Linked DNA regions of Mus musculus: region 2 is linked to region 1. A link is a loop called in an ENCODE intact Hi-C map of the cell type or tissue named here. Cell type or tissue: heart. All regions are shown on one strand. Each heading gives the region's core, and the rest is flanking DNA. Links, peaks and the distances in the headings are about the cores only.

What was found. Hi-C counts contacts between places; a loop is a spot of excess contacts. Peaks named below come from ENCODE experiments on the same cell type or tissue, not always from the same donor. Only the 100,000 strongest peaks of a DNase experiment are listed, where the experiment ranks them.
Region 2: a loop joins it to region 1, with 8 times the contacts of the local background. A loop is called at or near these places in 2 of 42 quality-filtered maps.

The regions. Positions count from the first base shown.
Region 1 is chr4:48,402,625-48,413,516 of GRCm38, forward strand. It overlaps Invs (inversin), which reads left to right. Exons shown (of 17, transcript NM_010569.4): 11 at 209-315; 12 at 4,974-5,186. Among named protein-coding and RNA genes, the nearest start is that of Tex10, 65 kb to the right of the region's middle. In heart, for the core only: a CTCF peak has its summit at 4,885 (motif pointing left); no DNase peak of the experiment used is centred there; H3K4me3 peaks cover 719 bases; H3K27ac peaks cover 496 bases.
Region 2 is chr4:48,220,441-48,231,332 of GRCm38, forward strand. All of the region lies in intron 4 of Erp44 (endoplasmic reticulum protein 44), which reads right to left. Among named protein-coding and RNA genes, the nearest start is that of Mir1958, 13 kb to the left of the region's middle. In heart, for the core only: a CTCF peak has its summit at 4,890 (motif pointing right); no DNase peak of the experiment used is centred there.

The DNA of each region.
Region 1 (10,892 bases), core at 1,598-9,597:
CTCATCATGGGCAGTGCACGATGCCCTTTCACCAGCATGCTAATTGTGATTACTCTGGTTAAGAACCATCTGTTTTCTCCATTGTACACTTCATAGCATCCCTTCCTTATTGCTGATCAATCCGAGGAGAAATTCTTTCTTCTGAGTTATTATAACCATGTGTCTGCACCTGCTCCCTCCAGTACAGCTGACTTGTTCATGCTTGCAGGGACGAACAGCTTTGCACTGGTCCTGTAACAATGGCTACCTTGATGCCATTAAACTACTGCTAGATTTTGCTGCTTTCCCTAATCAGATGGAGAACAATGAGGAGAGGTAAGTCGTTGACGGGGAGAGGGAGTGAGTATAGTGTTGTTCATCTTACATCCTTCCTTTCAGATGGAAAAAAATCTCAAGTTGAGATATTGGTTCAGAAATAGCAAGTATACTCATAGGCAAATACTGTAGCAAGCAATCCTGAGCCAGAGGAAAGAGCCAAATTTTCCTCCCGAGTTCGTTCGCTTAGAACCATGGGAGTTTTGCACCTGCTCAGAACTTCTGAGTACTACTTACCACGTGTTCGCATCTGCAGGCAGGGAAAAGGACCCTCTTCAAGCTTGCACTTAACATAAGGCCAGTGAACCTGTGACTGGCCAGGCCGAGGAATTCATCATGTCAGCAGAGTGAGTTATGTATGCGTTGTTTCTATTACTGGTGAGGATATAATTAGTTAGTGAACAAAAGGCAGCCATCGAGTGTCTGAAAACATGGAGAGGCTGAGATGAAAGCTGAACAGCTATAAATATCCATATCTATTGCCTTCTTCAAGCACAGTTCACGGCGATAGGCTAGGGCCGTCACCCGAGGACTCAGTCATGGTTGGGAGTGTAGCTCAGTTTCCAGTGCCCGGGTCCACCCCCAGCATGGTTAGAAACGGACAGTGCTCGCTGGTGTCCAAGCGGGGAGACTCTGTGGCTCTTGGATCTGGGAACTGTAGGTAATAACTAAGTCTATGGTCAGACTTCACATCCTCTTCCAGAGTCTGTCTTTGTTACAGAAAAAAAAAAAAACTGAAAGGGCTTCTTTTTAAGCTACAAATGGAAAACAGAAGGGAAAGATAAGAATCCCCTAAATTAGTGATTTCTTTTAAAGAACTTCTAGGCCAAAAGGATGGCTCTGCGGATAAAAGCACTTACTGCACAAGGCCTGAGCTCTGTCCCCAGAGCCTGCAGTAGGAGAGAACCAACTCCTGAAGGCTGTTCTCAGATCTCTGTGTACCATGGCACTTGCTCACCCACATCCTCACACGCACACACACACACACACACACACACACACACACACACACACACCCCACATCATATCATCGTCAATCAATAATTAAAAAGAAGGATTTACTATAACAATGTTACTTCCTAGCTGCTCTCTTTGTAAAGAAACAATGGAAAAATGGAGGGAGTGGTGGCCTGCTTCTGTTTCCATAGCAGTGCACATGGATGTACACATGTAAGAAGCTGGCATTGCTGCTTATGCTTATTGACATTCTGGCTTGGGCATTCTGCTGAGCCCATCATCCCGTCCCCATGTGGCAGGTCCAATTGTATGTTATCTCTCATCAGTGTCTACATTGTTTCTTGGCTGGTTACCATCAATATAGTGCTAATTTATACTTCTTGTGCATAGACATTAACCAAGTGATGTACCTCAAATAGACATCATTTCTGCCAACTTCTTCTGGCTCTCAGTCAATAGCTATCTGACAGCCACTCTCTCATGTCAATGGGAATATTCACAGGGCTTGAACGTTTCTAAATGGAATGTGGGATGGAATAATAAGGACAACACAGTTGCTGAAACACTAGATATAAACGTCAGCCTTAAAACCTGGCTAGATATTTACATTCTGTCTGCTTGAAGCTAAGAGCGATTGGATCAAAAATCTTAATTGGAGGAGTTATGCATTATATTTTACTAAGAAGTCACTGCTATATTTTTGTTAGCATATCCTTGCGGCTGTGCCTGTGTTAGGTGTAGATGAATGCTGAGACACAGAGAGATGGACTGACAGGACTCGACAATTAGCTTTAAAATATTTCCACAAAAATTCAAAGGAAGAAATTAAAAGGAATAAACATAGCAATAAAACCTTACTAAATACACATATTGTATGCAAATTGATCTCACTGGCACTTCTGTTCTACCAGAATGTATTCAAGAGTTGATAGAAAAGGGGGTTATATTAAACTGGGAGCTACTTGCAATCAATTATAGTCTACATTCTGTACAAACTGGTTGTGTAATTGTCAACACGTTGCTTAACTTTCCTGGGTCTCTATTTATTTATGAAATGAAGGTGTTGCATTTAGTGACTTGTAAAGATCAGTTCACATTGCTACCCTGTGCTCAGTGGCTCTCTGATCATCTCATTAGTGGATGTGCAGCCAGAAGAGGCACTGTCCAATTCTTAATTCTTCAAAGTTTACAAAATAATACCTACTTAAGTATCATTTGAGGCTACTTATTTATGGTCCTCTTTTCCCTAAACAGTAGTGATGTGTCCTGAATTGAGGTGTTCTGAAATGACCAGTTTTTTTTTTCAGCTATTGGGGTTTCAGTGAGGAAACTATTCATGATCTGTTAGTCACCCAACACAGTCTCTGAATTCAGTCTCCTTCTTGAAGCAAGCAAACCACCCTTGTTCTGAAAACCTCTTCCTTTTATGCCTTCTGTAACTATTGGGTATGGTTTGCAGAGAGATTTACTTTTCAGTAGCCATTATGAGGTCTTCTGAGTCTAACCTTGCATTCTTACATCCGTCTCCTTTTCCCACTGTGCGTGGTGATCCATGGTTGTGTGGACCACCTCCATCACCCTGCAGATGTGCCTCGGTGTGCAGTTGTCACTGGGTAAACATGAGTTTGGGTCCTATGGAAGTGTTGGCGGCAGGCACCTGCAGCATCATAACCCCTGCTGCAGTGTGGGTCCTGTGCTCATAGATAGACAGGGTCTGCTGCATGCTGGGCATGGGGCAAGCCCTTTCCATCCACCTCCCACTTTCCCCATTCACTTTAACACAGACAGCTAAGACCCCAAAAGATCAAGTCTGATTGGAAGTGGCATTACTGCCACCATTGGGAGAATATTTTTATTTCAGTTTTTATACTTTAATCCCATCCCAAGTCTTAAAATATATATGTATCATTTAAATGATGTTTTCCCCTATAAATTTTTTATTATTTAGTCTCATTTACTGGTCGTTTTTATGATTTTTAAGTTCCATCTCACTTTTTCAGAAATAACCTCCTGCTCACTATTTCTCCAATCTTCCATGAAATCTTCCAGTCCCTGCGTGGTCTCTTTTCTTTTCTTTTTTTTTTTTTTTTTTTTTTTTAAAGATTTATTTATTTATTTATTTATTTATTTATTTATTTATTTATTTATTATATGTAAGTACACTGTAGATGTCTTCAGACGCACCAGAAGAGGGCATCAGATCTCGTTATGGGTGGTTGTGAGCCACCATGTGGTTGCTGGGATTTGAACTTCGGACCTTTGGAAGAGCAGTCGGGTGCTCTTACCCACTGAGCCATCTCACCAGCCCCGGTCTCTTTTCTTATATGTAGCTCTTTGCTCCATCTGGGCTAGTTCAGCTTATGATGCAATATGCAAGACTCTTTAGCTGGGCGTGGCTGCACATATCTTTAGTGGTTGTGTCTTAGTTAGGGTTTTACTGCTATTGAACAGACACCATGACCAAGGTGTCATGGTGTCTTTTTTTTTTTTTTTTTTTTTTTTGTGGTTTTTCGAGACAGGGTTTCTCTGTGTAGCCCTGACTCTATAAACCAGGCTGACCTCCAACTCAGAAATCCGCCTGCCCCTGCCTCCCAAGTGCTGGGATTAAAGGCATGTGCAACCACTGCCCGGCTCCAAGGCAACTCTTATAAGGGCAACAAATGTTGGGACTGGCTTACAGGTTCAGGGGTTCAGTCTGTTTCAAGGCAGGAGCATGGCAGTGTCCAGGCAGACATGGTGCTGGAAGAGCCGAGAGTTCTACATCTTCATTTGCAGGCTGTTAGGGGAAGACTGACTTCCAGGGAACTAGGACTAGGGTATTAAAGCCCATGCCCACAGTGACACACCTACTCCAACAGGCGCAAGCATACACAAACCACAGGCTACATAGAGAAATCCTGCTTCAAAAACAAGTAAACAAAAAAGTCTCTTTTACCCAGGTGGCTACCAACACCATTCAGTCCACAATTCAGCTCCCCGCAGTGACTTGTAGTAGGGACCCTCTGTGTCATGGAGTCAGTCTCCCCTATCTGAAAACAGGCTTCTTTTTGTAAGCATTAATTATAGTAATTACAGAAAAGTAATTTGGAGAATGTTTTCAGACAGATGTAGGGAATCACTTGGCACAAGACAAAAAGAGAAGTGTTTATGTGTTCCCATAGCTGCTACCTCAACGTTTCTCAACCTATGGCTCTCTACCCTTTTTGGGCCAAACAACCCTTTTACAGGGGTTGCAGAGCAGATGTCCTGTATATCATGTATTTACATTGTGATTCACAATAGTAGCAAAATTACAGTTAATGAGGTAGCAACAGAACGAATTTCATGGTTGGGGGTCACCACAACTTGAGAAACTGTACTAGAGGGTCACAATATGAGGAAGGTTGAGAACCACTGCTCTAACTTGTGAGCCAGCTCCAAGAGCTCAGCCGCACAAAGGCTGAATCCGCAACCTCCTGTTTTGTATTCCTTAGAGAAAGAAGGTGAACACATCAGGCTTTGCCTGGGAAATAGCCAGTGGTAAAATGAGGGGTTTCTCTTCGTAGCACTGGCTGTCCTGGAACTCACTCTGTAGGCTGGTGGAACTAAAGGTGTGTGGCGCCACCTCCTGGCTGAATAAGGGTACTGCTAGGTGCTAATGTGTCCGCTCTACTGTGCCTTGAATCACAATCCATTCCAAATCAGTCTTCCTTTAACCTTAGGTACACACCCCTTGATTATGCATTGCTTGGTGAGCGCCATGAGGTGATCCAGTTCATGCTGGAACATGGTGCCCTGTCCATCGCAGCTATACAAGACATCGCTGCCTTCAAAATCCAAGCAGTCTACAAAGGATACAAGGTCAGAAAAGCCTTCCGAGACCGGAAGAACCTCCTCATGAAGCACGAACAGCTGAGGAAAGACGCTGCAGCCAAGTAAGTGTGAGCCACCGAGATCGCTCGCTCTAAGCTGAGAAGGGAAGCTGGGTGGGCGTGGGAGGGAGGGGCCAGAGCTCGGAATGGACCAACGCTGTCACCTTCTTGCTCTGCCCTCTATCTTAAGAGGACTTAAGGAAGGACGACCCAGCAACGAGTAGGCTACCAATAGAGAACTCATCTTCTTGCCCCTCCTGGCATGTGGGCAAGTAAGTGTGTGTGTGTGTGTGTGTGTGTGTGTGTGTGTGTGTGTGTGTGTCTGTGTGTGTCTGTGTGTGTCTGTGTGTCTGTGTGTGTGTCTGTGTGTGCGTGCTCATGCGCTGATTGACAGGTGTGTAATGTAGCATGTGCAGTCTCTCCTCCCCACCCCTAGACTCCTTATGTAGAATAGGTAGGCCTTGAACTCACAGAGAACCGCCTGCCTCTGCCTCGGGTGTGCCCGTGCTGCTTGTTTTTTAACATAAGCCGCACAATAATGGATTGAGACGGCAGTACAGCAGGGGCACCCTAACAATAGAGCAAGGGAACGCTACAAGCAGTGCGCTCGCATTCCCTCTCAAAATCGCCTGTGCACTGTTTTCAAACCTTTCATCTGAAGAAAGCCCTTTTTGACAGATCTGAATTTTTGGCATTTCTGCTCCTGTACTTCAGAGGCATTGTTAAGTGTGAAGGTTGTTTGAACACAGCACTATCGCGCCACAGCTGTGATCCTCAAAATGACATTGCTCTGAATGGCACAACATTTAAAACTGGTTATTCCTAGAGTTTTCTATTTACTATTTTAGACCCAGGTTCACAATGGGAAACAGAAACTAAAGAAAATACAAGTGTACCATGGGCTGCTGTATTTCCTCCTGCTGATGGTTCCATATACCTCAGCTAATGTCAGAATCCTTCAGAATCCAGTCAGCTCTCCAGAGGCCCCGTGGCTGACATTGTAAGGGACATATTCTGCATCATTGGTACAGACGGGAGATGAACTCTTTCCTGTCCCTGGGTTCCCAGCAGAGTGAGAGGAGTAGGAGAGTAGGAAGACTGGATGCACAGCCAGCCTGTGAGATTTACTGTGATGGCCTGATCAAAGACAGTGTCCTCTCTGGGAGACTGCCTGATCTGGGGGCACTCTCCAGGTCTGTGGAGACCCAAGTCTGCACCGGAAGCCCCTTTGTCTCCCAAAGGGACCACAAGTTTGGATGAACGTACTGTTGAGTTAGTGCAGAGCTGGAGACTGAGAACTGACTTGTGCCATGTCCTGTACTTGTCACAGGATGGGGCTGCACCATCCGCACCCTGAAGCAGCATTGTGCTTTCCAGCGCTATCTTTTCCTAACTCGTATTTCAGTATCCTGTGCCAGGGGCTGGAAACAGCAAGGAGATTTAGAGAACGCCAGACCAACCTCCCTCCTTGTTATTCCAGTGAGGTCCTCCACAAAAGAAGAAAGCGCCTCTTTGTTTTTAGTGTTAGCTTCTGAAGCTAACATTTGGGAACTCTTAAATGGCAGCTGGGCTTGCTTGTGATCATACTGCAACTTAAACTTGGAAAGCTGCAGCTCCTCCTGCTCTTCCTCATGCACAGACAGACAGACAGACAGACAGCCCTTTACTGTGCCAGTGCTGAAAGTAGAGTCCAAAGTTTCCAGCCCTCGCCTCCCTCACTCATCCTTTGTAAACCCCACCTCCGCACTCATCACTGTATAGACCCACCTCCGCACTCATCACTGTATAGACCCACCTCCGCACTCATCACTGTATAGACCCACCTCCGCACTCATCACTGTATAGACCCACCTCCGCACTCATCACTGTATAGACCCACCTCCGCACTCATCACTAAGTAGACCCCAGGTGAAGCTCTTGGAGACTGCTCTCAATTGTCTCACTTAACTCTCGGATGTTATTGCTTAAAGACCTAGTCATTGTTTAATTTGTCTTCAAGATTTTGCTTTAAGAACTAAACCCCAGAATTCTGCTGCTGCATCTTTGATGAAGGTGTGCCAGGCACGTGGCATTATCTCAATGTCCTTTTCTCATTTAACCATGTTTGGACATCAGGAATCACCTTTGTAAAGTAAGCAATTGAAAGGGACCCATTAAACATGACGGAAAGTGATCTCTAATTCCTGTTGGAGAAGTTGGGAGAAACAAGATTAGATATATTTTCTAAGAGATATTTTTTAAAGTCCTATTTAAGAAATACCCATACTTACTTAAAAGCACTCTATAGCTCTTAGGCACTGCTTCTATTGCAGCCAGAATAAGCACAGTGTAATTTACCTGCCAGAGCACAGAGTGGAGGTCAGGCTTCGGCAGAACTTGTTTATGTCAATCGCTTGTCTTCCTGGGAGCCTCCCGTTTACAGGATTTTACTTCATTCTCATCTCTCTTGCTCTTCCTTCCTCTGTCTTGGGAATTACACCATCTCCACAGTGAGCTCACCCCTACTCTTCAGACCTCTACAGGTGCTATCTTATTTCCTACTGGAAGTGTACCCAGTCTTAAAAATTAAACTAGAGCCAGCACACAGGTGCACGTTGAGTTCCAACTCCTTTGGAGGGATGCAGAAGGGCCACATGAATTCAGGGCTGTTGCCCTAGCCCTCGACCCCTCTGGGCGGTCCTTGTGGATAGGAAATAAGATGGGGAGTCAACAGCACAGACTCTGGGAGTCAGGTGAGTTTGCAGAAGCAGACTAATTTTCGTGGGATTGGGGTGTGCCTTTATACCCTCCACCTGTGCCCCACTGGTCCATGACATCTTTCTCCCTGTGGCTGGCATCATCTGATTAGCTGGCCAGGTCATGTGCTCTGTTGTCATTTGTCTCCATGTGCCAGGCAGATCTTAAGGTTGTAAGATGTGTGTGCCATTATGGGCCGCCAGTCAAGATGCGCTGACTCATTCCTCCTACACAGGGCTTCAAGACCTGTCAAAGCAACATAGCTAGAGACCCTGACTCAAAAAAATTTTTTATTATTACTTTTAATTAGGTCATCTCTCTAGAAAACCTCTTACTCAATCTCCCACCATAACCTATTGGAACTCTGATCCCTATGTCTTCAGCTGCCCCCCCTGTGCATTTGTACTTTACCAACCTATGGTCAGATGCCAACACATTGGACCACGGGAACACCACATCTATATTCTTAAATCCCAGTATTGTCTCCAGGTCTCTTCTTGTCTGGACACCCACACAACTTCAGACTTGATAGTCAGCCATCTCAAATTTTCTGTCCTTCCTTACTGACCCCACTGAGAGACCTGTTCTTCCTTCTGGCTAGTATGAGACTGAGATAGCCTTGTAAACTTACACAAGTAAGCCCAGGCTGGCTGCCCAGTTCAAGCTGAAGTCCTCTCTATAAGGAGTTCTGTGTCCCCAAATCAAATGATGGGGAATTTGGTCTTTCCAAAGAAAGCACATTCCATCAGTGGAGGTTTCTGACACTGCTTCTCTTTTTTGTTAAGTCATGCTTAATTACATGTATGTGTGTGTGCCTGTGTCTGAATGTGTGCATGTGAGTGCAAGTGCCTATGGAGACCAGAGAGGCCTAGGATCCCCGGAGGTTTGGAGTTAACAGGCAGTTGTAAGGCTGCCTGGTTGGATGCTGGGAGCCAAACTCAGGTCCTCTAAAGAGCAGGACATGCTTTTAGCTGCTGACCCATCTCTCTAGCCCAAGAGGGGTTTTCCTTGGATCTACTCCTGAAAGCCAAAGACAGAAGTCGGCGTATTTTCTCACAAACCAACTCTGAGGGGTGCTCATGAGACTCCCATTTGTACCACAGACATCCTTTGTTTCATACTAGAGTTTGTTTCGGCCTGCTCCCCTGAACATCCCCAGTCCTTCAGGGCTGAGCATTTCGCTGTCCTACTCAAGGTCATCTCATCCACAAGGAGCTACTTCTGTGGCCTCCTTTGTGCAACCTAACTCCTCAGAACCTCCATCTCCCGTCAGAGGATAAAGTTTCCTTAATCAGATGGCCTTCAAGGTCCTAGGAATGCCCTTTGACCATATACAGATTTTCCTATGTCAAGAGCATATATCCATTTTATCAAAAGAGGAGCTACAACTTTTTTTTTTTTAAACTCTCGTTATCAAAGAGGCTGGTGAGCCACAAAGAATTTTCTTGTAACTGGACTGAATGATTTCTGAGGTCCTTCCAGCACTAACATTCTATAAGCCAGAGGTCCCAGACACACATTTTCTTATCCCCTGGGGAGGAAGTTAAAGACCAAATACTACTCTACCTGTTACTTGGAGACAATGAAGAGATAGACTCTGACAGACGCTGGAAACCAAGCAACAGGAAAGGTTACAGCCAAGCCTGCTCCATCTCAAGCAGTAATCAGCTCCTCTCACCAGAAACATTGCAGCAGGAGCTCAGTTGTCCTCTCTACAGGGCATCATCAAAGGGAATTTAAAATCACAGAAAGCTCTGCCTCTGAAATGTCTTCTAAGTCAAAGACCAGGTGAGAGCTGGGTTGCAAGTCTTTGCTTATGGTCTTCCCCCTACCCCTCCCTTGCCTGGAATAACCTCTTCCTTCCCTCCGCTCCTGTTTTGACATTCTTCATAAGGAGTCCTTTCCTCTCTGTCTAATTAGTGTCTGCCTCCTGCATCCCCTATGTCTGTGTAGAAGCCACAGACATAGCACTCATCCCGTCCGGATCCCCCTCCCTGTCTGCAGGAGGTTGTGGATCTGCTTCCCAGACTTAAGCATCAGCTCCTTAGGAGCAAGGACTGTGTATCGTGTCATATCTCCGTACCCTACAGTGTGTGGGGTATGGTAAGAATTCAATAAATAGACATTCAGTGACTGCCACTGCAGTGGTCCTGAGACCTCTTCCTAGAAGTCATTTGGCACTCTATAGAAGTGTACAGTCAGGGCTGGAGAGATGGCTCAGCGGTTAGGAGCACTGACTGCTCTTCCAAAGGTCCTGAGTTCAAACCCCAGCAACCACATGGTGGCTCACAACCATCCATAATGAGATCTGACGCCCCCTTCCGGTGTGTCTGAGGACAGCTACAGTGTACTTACATACAATAAATAAATAAATCTTTAAAAAAAAAAAGAAGAAGTGTACAGTCTTTTCCCCCCATGTGCTGTGTGTGCATGGTATGTGTGTGTAGGTGCAAACACCTTGGCACATATGTGGAGGTCAGAGGCTAACTCTGTGGGTCAGTCATGTCTTCCTACCTTCATGTGGGTCTGTGGGACTCGCCTCAGGTGACCACGCTTACCTAGCATCACCTCTACCCGCTGAGCTATCTCACCAGCTTCCAGCCTTTTGAGATTGTGACATGACGTTGTCAGACACACGTGCGTTTGACCATATTCATAGCCAGCCTGGGACAAGCCCAGTGGCTACACATTGGACATGCCTTCTATGCCTTAATTTCTCCCTTTGTCAAATGGAAGCACAGGGCTGTGAGTTAGTTACTCCTGCGCTGCCGTTACCAAAATGACTGACAGAAAAACAACTTAAAGGAAGAAAGCTTTTGGCTCATGGTTTCTGTGGCCCCTATCCTTCCTGGGGGGGATATGGTAGCACACAGCACCTCATATTGTGGGAGCCAAAGAGCAAGGGAAGAGAACAGGAAGGGGCAAAGCAAAATGTAGCTTCAGAAGCCCACCTCCAGTGACCTCCTTCCTCCAGCCAGGCCCCACCGCTGCCTCTCACCTCTTTATAGTAAGGTCACCAAGAGATGTATCCAT
Region 2 (10,892 bases), core at 1,155-9,154, 180 kb before region 1:
ATACACAGAGGTCTTCCTAACAGTGCAAAGATCACAACAATGTGGATCAGTCACATATACCTTGACTCTCCAGCACACTACACATGCTCTCTGACAAATAAGCATCTGCAGCAAAACATAGAGACAATGACGTTTAATTAAAATGCTTTAAAACTGGGCTGGAGAGATGATGGCTCAGCAGCTAAGAGCACTGACTGCTCTTCCAGAGGTCCTGAGTTCAATTCTCAGCACCCACATGGTGGCTCATAACCATCTGTAATGGGATCTGATGCCCTCTTCTGATGTGTCTGAAGGCAGAGACAGTGTACTCACATACATACAATAAATAAATCTTTTCTAAAAAATAAAAAAGTAAATAAAAAAGAGGAAAACTGAAAGAAAAGAAAGTAGGAGAAAAATGTGAATGCTATGGAAGAAATTTAGATTTCATTCTAACATTTGGTTTTATAATTCTGAGCTTGAAACCATGTAAATATTTACCATGAGTATAAAATATTTAAAACATTAATACCAGTATTGCTGCTTTGAAATTTAACAGATATTTGGTAGATAAAGTATTTGATATCAGTAATGTCAGTAAGAATTAAGAGTCTCAGCCTACGGGAGTAAAATACAAAACTGAGAAACACTTCATGCTATCAGCCTGGGCAAAGAATGTTTGGATAAGACTTCTGAAGTACAGGCAACAGGAGCAAACAGACAAACGGGATTATCTCAAACTAGCTGAAATATCCAACAAAGGGGAGACAGAACATGTAGAGACCATATGCAGTGGATAGGCACGATCCCCGGTTGAGGGATGGGGCCACCCACCTACTTCAAAAATATTAATCCAGAACTTCTGTCAAAAGGAACTGCAGGGATAAAGAATGGAGAAGAGACGGAAGGAAAAGCCATCCAGAGACAGCCCCACTTAGGGATCCATCCCATCTGCAGACACCAAACCCATACACTATGACATTTGAAATATAAATAAATAACAAATAAAACACACACACACACACATACACACACACACACACACACACACACACACACACACACACACACATACACACACACACTGATGCCAAGAAGCCCTTGCTGACAGGAGCCTGGTAGAGCAGCCCCCTGAGAGGCTCTGCTAGAGCCTGATCAATAGATATGCAGATGCATGCAGCCAAACATCAGACTGAGTGCAAGGACCCAAATGGAGAAGTTAGGACAAGGACTGAAGGAGCTGAAGGGGTTTGCAACCTCATGGGAAGAACAACAATATCAACCAACCAGACCCCCCCTGCCCCCTGAGCTCCTAGGGATCAAACCACCAACCAAAGAATATACATGGAGGGACCCATGGCTCCAGACTCATGTGTAGCAGACGATGGCCTTGTCAGGCATCAAAGGGAGTGGGGAGGCCCTTGGTCCTGTGGAGGCTGGATGCCCCAATGGAGGAGAACACTAGGGCACTGAAGCCAGAGTGGGTAGGCAGGTGGGGAAGCACCCTCATAGAGGTGAGGGGGGGGGGAAAGATGGGGGTTTGTGGAGGGAAAACTGGGAAGGGAGATAACATTTGAAATGTAAATAAATAAAATAACCAATAAAAAACCCACACATATATAAAACAACACACACACACACCACACACACACAAGCTCTCACCAAGCAAACAGAACAGTTTTTAAGAGTTACAGAGGCAATCTATTGACTGGAAAATATATGTAAGTTAACACTGAACAGAGTCAACACTCAAAATGTATAAAGAATTCAAAAAAGTATACTGTGAAAATACAAGTAACTCAATTGAAAAGTGGGTAAAAGATCTTAATAGATAGTTCACAAAAGTAGGTCTATGTAGGTATATGGGGGAAATGCCACCACCACCAACCATGGGGGAACTGTAACTTAAAACCACAAGGAGAGACTAAGACCCTAAAGAAAGAAATATTGTATTACCTCAAAAGGAGCAGAAAACCATTCAATAAAATTCAACATCCATTCACACTTCAGAAATAGAAGTGAATGGCTTCCTTTATCTGAGAAGAAGATATTTAAATAAATACCAAATAACTTGATGAAACACTAAAAGCTTTTGCCACTGATGTCTGCTTAGACTTTTAGTGTAATATGCTGGCAGGGGCATATTTACATTTTAAAGAACAAGCACGCCAATCTACAGCAGGTGCTTCACTGCCACACATCTACTGCTTCACTATAATAACTAGCAAAAATTGAACATTTTTTAAAAGTATATTTTTAAAGATATCAAAAATCACAAAAGCCACAATGACTAAAGAAACTGAAATGTCCCCCAAAGAAAAGACCCTTTCTAGATAGCCAAGATCACAGCCACATTCTTCCCTAGAGGTTTCCTTTTAGAAATTAAATCGGCAGTTGCAGTTTAGGACTCGGTGTTACTCCTGCAAAAGCAAAAGAGACAGAAGCCATGAAGCCTTTCCCAGACAACACTCCTGGCCCAGCAGAGGAGCCTGCGAGGGCCTAAGACACAAAGCATAGTCTCAACGGGCACTTACTGAGTGCTAGGGCAACCCAGGAGACTGAGGGTGGGTGTGGAGGAGAAGCAGGCAGAAAACAGAGGAGGGCTGCTCTAGCCTGGGGTGCTTAGGGGACAATGTTTACTCAGGCAAGGAACCTGTAACCCTGAGTCAGGATCACACACTGCCACCAGGCTTGACAGATTTTGGAGTCCCATATAGACAAGAAAGCACTTTGAGGTTAAATACATTTTGGGTTGTTTTTTAACAGGGTCTCACCATGCAACCCAGGCTGCCCTCAGATTTGCTATGTAGCCAGATTAGCCTTGAACTCATGATCCACCAACTTGTATGCACCATCATACCTGGCAAGATCATGGGTTTTTATGACAAACTAGGAGAGAGGTACTTGTAACATACACAAGAAACAAATGATCATATGGATAAAAAGAAAGAAAGAGAACTGCATTTTAAAAGGACCATCAAAAAAAATAAGTGAACTAAAGAAATTGTTCAATTTATGAATCACAGATGGCCAATAAACATAAAAACATGCTCAGCTGTCATCAGGAAGCTATTGATTAAACTACCAGATGAAGGTTTTTGTCCACCACATTGGCAAAACCAAAACTAAATCCTCAAAATCTATACTGAAAATATCAAGCCCTACAAAGACCCTGTCCTGTACAACTTAAGTGTATAGTCAGAGTTAATATAAATGAGGTGAGTGTCTAAGTTTCCAGCAAGGGGTGAACATATCTGGTCTTTATTTTACTCCTACCAAGGGTCTGGCAGAAAGGATTTGTGACAGACTAGCACAAAAATGACTAGTCTAATAGGAGTAACCGTTTTATTTTAAATTTGCAATCTAAGAACCAGTTTGAAAATGAACAGTAAAAGATTCTACTAGAGACAATATAATGTTTTCAATTTTCTTTTTGTAAAATAACATCTTAATTAGTTCTTTGAGAATTTCATACAATGTATTTTGATCATTTTCACCCCTCTCCCATAACTTCTCCTAGATTCTCCCCAAGCCCTACCTACCTAACCAAACTGCATTCACAGTTTTGGTCTCTCTTGTTTTCCCCTTTTAACTTTCTAAACCTGATAAATCAATGAGTGTAATGAAAACTTAATACACTAAAAGAAAAAGGTTTTATACAGCAGAGGATACTAAGATCAGAGAGACCCTGAGGGCCTGCAGTTCTATTAACAGCATTTGAATGCTATCCTGTCTGTGATAGCTTGGCCAGATAGCTATGGGGTTGGACTTTGAAAATATTCACCCAGCAGGAACAGAAGTACTGTAAAGAACTGCTGCCCGACTCCTGATATAGGCTGCCAGAGCCTGTTTCCATACTCTGTCATTATAACCATCAGGCTGCCTTAAAAATCTGGTTATGAAGAAAAAAGTTACCTAATATTTGAAGACTATTAGGGGACTAGTCAGTGAGTTAATTCTCAAACATCACGGTAGCAGGTGTGCTGCACAATGAGGTAACTTTTAATTATTAAGAAGAAAAACCCTTAAAATTACATTGATCAGTAAGTCCAGACATAAAGGTGACTTTTCATAAGCTTTGGCCAAACGTGATTTTAAAATAATTACAGCTTAACATTTTAACAATGTAACAAAGAATGACTTCAGGGGTATAATAAATGCTTTTTAAAAAATTAACTAGATAGATCAAATGTTAAAATGGATGTCAAAGGAATTAGAAATTTCAGGAGGTTAATAACTTCATGACTAGAAAATTAGCATGTACTTTGCTTCAATGGTCACTAAGTTTTCCTTGATGAATTCCTCCTACCTGTCTCACAATACCCAGGAGGGTTCCAAATAGGGCAAGTATGTCATCTCTTGTCCCAGCTATGGCCCACTACTATTATCCAGGTCAGTCCAAGGAGGCATATGGTTTCATCAGAAGGTTCTCACTGCAGAACCCAGGAGAAGGACAACTGCTGTTTCCGTATCTCTTCCTATTCTCAAACCATAGTGCCCTAAAACAAGCATCCTCCCCAAGAAACACCATCAAATAAAACTCCAGACAGAAACATTAAGTGACCTTGAGGCTTACTTTCCCCGAGTAATGCAGTGCTGGGTGGTTTTCTATATAGTTGTTTATTTTCCAACTATTTTTACCGGGACCAACAGAATTCTGTCTTACACACATGAGCTAATTATATTTTTTGCGTTCTTTATGCAGGATTTATGTACAGGTCTCATAAAAGCTTAATTTTAAATAAGGAAGGTTCAAGTAGCACTGGAAGACAGACAGGTAAGAGTAACTTGAGCATATGGTAGCATATTGTCTAATTCAAGGACAGAGAGCATTCCAAAAAATGCTCATGGGAGGGTAGATGATTCTGCACTGACCAACAAACACTGAGTGTCCCTGCTTAATGCCATACAGACTGTAGCCACTGGAGGTCAGTAGAGAACCTGGTCCCACCAGGGGCAGACGGACAGGACCTTCCATAGGGAAAGGCAGCACTAACATCAGAATGGTGAATTCTATTCCCACACTCTCAAATGAGGAGACTGCAGATGGCATGGATTCATGTTCTGCAGTACAGGCAAAAGTATGTTTGAAGCATGTGCATACACACATATACGTGGAGATACAAAATATGCATATTTGACAAATGCTTTTAGAAAAAAACTATAAAGAAAACTAATCACTTGTAATCCAGCCACCATTATTAACTATTCCTAGTCTCTACAGAAAAACCACTATTAATATTTTAGTTTTTATCTTGCTGACCTTGAATAAAACCTACTTAACTAGCAATGACGTTTTAATTGAGAATAAAGCAAATTCTCCAGCCAGTCAAACAGGCAAGTGTGCAGTCAATCACTGCATGGAGACATGTAAACGCTGACTCAGCTGGCATGAGTCACACGAGATCCTGAGTGCATTTCCCTTCCTTGTAAGACACACAATACTTTCTGCATGTGGAGATAAAATAGTTCCTTATAATCAATGAAGTTAGATGTGGAAAAGTACAGAAGAAACTCCTCACATGTACTGTTAGAGACCTGAGATAACCAATTTAAAGTACCAGTGTACCTGTCATGCTCCAGTTATTGGTGGGCATTCAATAATCCATTCATCTATTCAATTACCACAAGTGAACAAGTCTACCTGCTAGATACCAAAGTTGGTAAAGATCACTACAGAGGTGAGGCCCATAGTCTTACAAGGCTCACATTTTACTGATTTATTTATCGAGACAGTATTTTACTATGTATCCTAGCCTGGATGCATAGCCTGGACTCCCCAGTGTAGGCTAATAAACTATATGGCTGGCCTTGAACCCAGAGATTCATCTGCTTTTGCCTCCGAAATGCTGAGGCTGAGCATAAGTGCCACCACACCTGGCCTTCTATTTTATTGCTACCACTGTAACTAATGTAACTACTTCCAATATTACCCCTGTCTACACAGGACAAACTCTTAGAAAAGCCTTAAAACCCCCAACAAATAGCATATACACCAAAACCATGTTTCAGTGTGGAGTTCCTTGGTATAGTATAAGAAGCTGTGATTCTTGCCACCCCATCTAAGGAATACACAACAGCATATATCCTGATTAGAGATGTAGTTTCCCAAGTCCTTTAGACAGAGAAGAGGAGGAAAACTGTCAGAATAATGGCAAAAACAAGACCTGACATCCTGCTCTTCCGTAGGACCAGTAAGACTACCTGTTCCTGTCGGCTCGGGGACAGAGACAGTTGGGACTGAGTTCAATTTCTGTTTCTTTTCTAGTAGTCATGCCTTCATTTTCCTTTTTCTCTCCCTATTTTCCTTATAGTTCATTCATTTCCTACAATGAGTATAGCAAATGAAAAATTTTAGGAGCTTAAAAGTGAAATATAAGTTCTACATTGGGGTTGCAATAAAATGAAACAGTAGGTGGGCTTCCTGATGGAAGTCCAGCTCATGTGCTAATAACCCTTTCAGCTGCACAGAGGAGAGCAGACAGAGATAAACAAGGGTGTGTGCAGGTCATTCCTGAAACACAAGTGCCGACTGGGTGGAACTACTCCACCTCCCAAGTCCTCAGCACGGAACTGAACCTTTCACACAATGTCCTTACTAAGAAGGGTACATAAGGAAGTGAGGTTAAAGGCAGAACAGAAGGCTGCCTGAGTTGCCAGTGGGTAGGAGAGGAGCTCCACGGAAAAGCAAGCAGCAAACCAAGTGAGTGGCTCCTGGAATATGCACTGAAATGAATTTTCAAGATAAACCAACAAACAGTCTTCTAGAGAAGACTTCCCCACCTGTTTTTAGAGATGAGTAGGTGCACTGCCTTCCCAAGAACGTCTTTAAAATACCCGTGTGATGCTTCATTTTTTTTAAATGGCATTTTATTTCTATACTGGCTTGGCTTGTAATTCTGTTGTTTCTCAACTTTATAATCTCACCTCATCATCAATCTTAAAGTGGGCTGATTAGAAAAGTGAAGATAGCATTTACAAATATTTCCCCAAATGGACTGTGCAAGATTCAGCTCAGAGAGATGTCACCTTTACGCATACCTGCCACACCATAGTGAGATCTTCCTCACACGCTTACCTGTCACCACACAGCTTGAGCTTACAGCGGAAGTACTACTTTTCCTTCAAGTTTATATCATATCCTGAGAGGCTTCCTTCCCTACCCCATCAGAGTAAGCTATGCTTATCAATATAATGCATCACATAATTAACACTGCCCCTTCAGAGAAGTTAAAACAGCATACAAGTGTATTTTGCTATATCTCTAGGACCAGTCACATGTCATTACAGAGAATTGGCACTTATGCTCTGGTTGAGTAAATACCACTAGCTAATTCAAAAGACTGTGGTGACCATAGCTGAGGCAATGTATGTAAGAACAAGCTGAACTCCACATGAGCACTCAATGAGCAGGCTCACCAGTTCATTTAGCTAGAAACTTTTCACAGGAGCCTCTCCAATACACACCACTATGACTCTGGATGAGACGTCTGAGTGAAGCAGTTGAGTCAGAACAAGACAGACAGCGTGAAGCACAGTGACAGGCCAGAGCAGACTCCCAGAATACCTAACAGGAGACTAATAGAGTGAGTCGTGCAGAGTCAGGATGACATCTTGATTCTGCAAACACCTTGCTAGGAAACGGGTCCTCTGACTCCACAGAGTTAATCCCAAAGCACGAGCACATGAACTTGTCTGTGCAGGATATGGTAAGGAGACACTGACCACAGGAAGGAAAACTGACTTTATTTGTATAGAGCACAATTATTTTCACTAGAAAGCTATGCAAATTCTAAATAAAAACTGCTGGAATTAAATTTCAACACAAAGCAATACAAAAGTGTTAATTTTAATCCCTACATATTAACAAAAAATGCAAAATTTTAAAATTTAAAAGCCAAAGCCATTTATAAGAGTATCAAAAACTGAGACATAGTTAAAAATAAATCTTACATCAGGCAGTGGTGGCGCATGCCTTTAATCTCAGTACTCAGAAGGCAGAAGCATGCAGATCTCTGTGAGTTTGAGGCTAGCCTAGTCTACAGAGCAAGTTCCAGGACAACCAGGGCTATACAGAGAAACCCTGTCTTGAAAAATAAAAACAAGTCTCAAAAAAGATGTGCAAAGCCTCGGTGTGGGAGGAACCTAGACAAACCCAAACTGAAAAATATTCTACAAATTATATAACCAATACTTCTTGGAATTGTCTAGGTTCTGAAAAATAAAGATTTTTTTAAATGGCCATAAAGAGCCAAGATCTGACAAGTCACTACCGTAGCCTGGACTCAGTGGAGAGCTGGCCACATCTGTCAGAGCATACTGAGGGCACTGGCCACATCTGTCAGAGCATACTGAGGGCACTGGCCACATCTGTCAGAGCATACTGAGGGCACTGACAGAGTCCTCACATAAGATGGCAGCGGTAGAGCCAAGTAAGTAAGAAAACATACACATATGTGCGCACATGCAATCAATCTAAAAGTAAAATAGTCTAATGTAGGTTGTATGAGTATCAAAGTACTATATGTAGACTGGAAAATGAGAAAAAAATTGCTGAAGCTGAAAATATTTAAATACATTGAAAGATTAAGAATGTTTGTGGATCAAAAGACTTAAGATTACTACAATAGTAACTTTCCAAACTGCTCTCAATGCAGTTAACTCTAATTAGAAACCCAGGATCCCCCTTTGTTGTTAGAAACTAACAAGCTGTTTCTAGGATTCATGGAAATTCAATCCCACTAAAACAGTCAAAGCCACTCTGAAAAAACAAGCACAAAGTTGGAAGATTTATACCGCTTGTTTTCAAGACCTTCCATAAGCTGTAACAACTCACAACATGCAGGATGAGCAGACACTAGATCAACAGTACAAAAAGGACCAGAAATAGAGTCATAAGGACAGGGCCAGTTCACTTCAACAAAGCTGCTAAGGCAGTTAGTGACAAAGAGGCAGAGGTTTTTTGCCAACAAGTAATGACGGATCTGTCTGGCAACTAAATACAACAACAGATCACCTACCCACTTTAACTCATATATTGTTCCACATATAAAAGCTAACTCCAAATGAACAATGGGCATAAGTGGAAATGTTCATACTGTGAAATGTACTGAAGAAAACATGGCAGAAAAAATTGCAATATTGGGGGAGAACAGACAACTTAAGATACAAAATATAAAGTATGATCCATTAAAAATTAGTAAGTAGGATTTGATCAAAATTCAGTGATAACATGGGATCAGAAGGATGGTTCAGTGATTAAGAGTACTTATTCCTCTTGCAGAGGACTTGACCTCAGTTCCCCACACTTACATGGTGGTCTACAGACAGCCCTAACAACAGTTCTAAGAGATCTGTCTCCCTTTTCTGAACTCTACAGAAACTATACACACACATGGTCTGTCTGTCTGCCTGCCTGCCTGCCTGCCTGCCTGCCTGCCTGCCTGCCTACCTACCTACCTACCTACCTACCTACCTACCTACCTACCTACCTACATGAAGATAAACATTCATACACATAAAAAAAAATCTAAAAAAGATATTTTAAAATTCAGGACATGCCCTTGCAAAGCCATTTAAGCTCGGTATGGTGCCACAGGTCTACAACCCCAGCACTTTGAAAATTTAAGTAGGATGATTACAAATTCAAGGCTGGGCTATACATGTACAAAAATATATAAATGCAATGTGCTGAGTCTGTTGAGAATTTCTTGTATGAGTGATTTTAGGGTTGACCATCGGATGCTGAGCTACATATTAAGCCCCAGGGTAGCCTGGGCTACTTAGAGGGACCCTCTCAAACAAACAAACAAACAAACAAACAAACAAAAAACCAAAGGGCAATGGCTACAGCTACAACACAGCTCTTGTACCCAAAGTCCACGTGACACTGTAGAAGAGCAAACAGAAAAGTCGTAAAAACCAAAGGACTAGGAAGCCTGCTGTAAGATGGTCTCCTAGAAACAACAAGGAAGCTAGCTATACCTGATAGCTAGAGCAATATGGCTGCTAAATAAGACCTAAACATTGAAAACACCAAATGGACATACTATCATAGAAAGGGGATACTCATGGGACTCCACTCCTTAGACAAAGAGTTACAGGCAACTAATGACAGTTCAAAGAAGGAAAATTAGTCTTCCTCAGAGATGAGTTCCCTAATTGGTTACCCAGCATCAGATGGTCAACCCTAAACTCAACAGACTCAGCACATTGCACTTATATATTTTTGCACATATATAGGTAACAATAATTAAAGAAAAAGAGGCCATGAATGGGGTCTGGAGGAATTAGAGGGACAGAGGGTAGAGAGCGAAGGGGAAAATAAGCTAAGAATATTTTATGTTTATAAATGTGTCAAAGTGGGGAGAGGGGAGAAAGATGATTATAACCAAACCTGACACCTTGAGTTTAATCCCCAAGACTCACATGGTGGTAGGAGAGAACAGATTGCTCCAAGTTGTCCTCTGAACTCAATATGCATGTTATGGTATGCACAATACATAAAAAGAAAACAAATAAGTAGAATAAAAAAACTGAAAACAACAAAAAGCAATCCTGAACAAAGCTGAAGTATCACATATTTCCATATTTCAAGCATTATTTTACAGAGCTACAATAAAACTGTCTGACAGAAATCATGGTATTGAAGAGAGAACCTGGAAATAAAGCACCACATACACCATCGGCCACTGCCTTACAAGCAAGTCAGTACCATCTAATCAGAGCAGGAGGATAGCTCTTCAACAAATGGTTCCAGACAGCCTGGATATCTTATATGCTCAGAAATAAACCTAGACTTTACCTTACTCCACATATAAAAATTAAGTCAAATAGTACCAAAGACCTAAAGTAAGGCCTAAGATTGGAAAACTATTAAAGTATAGGAGAGCTTATTGACATTGAATTTGCTG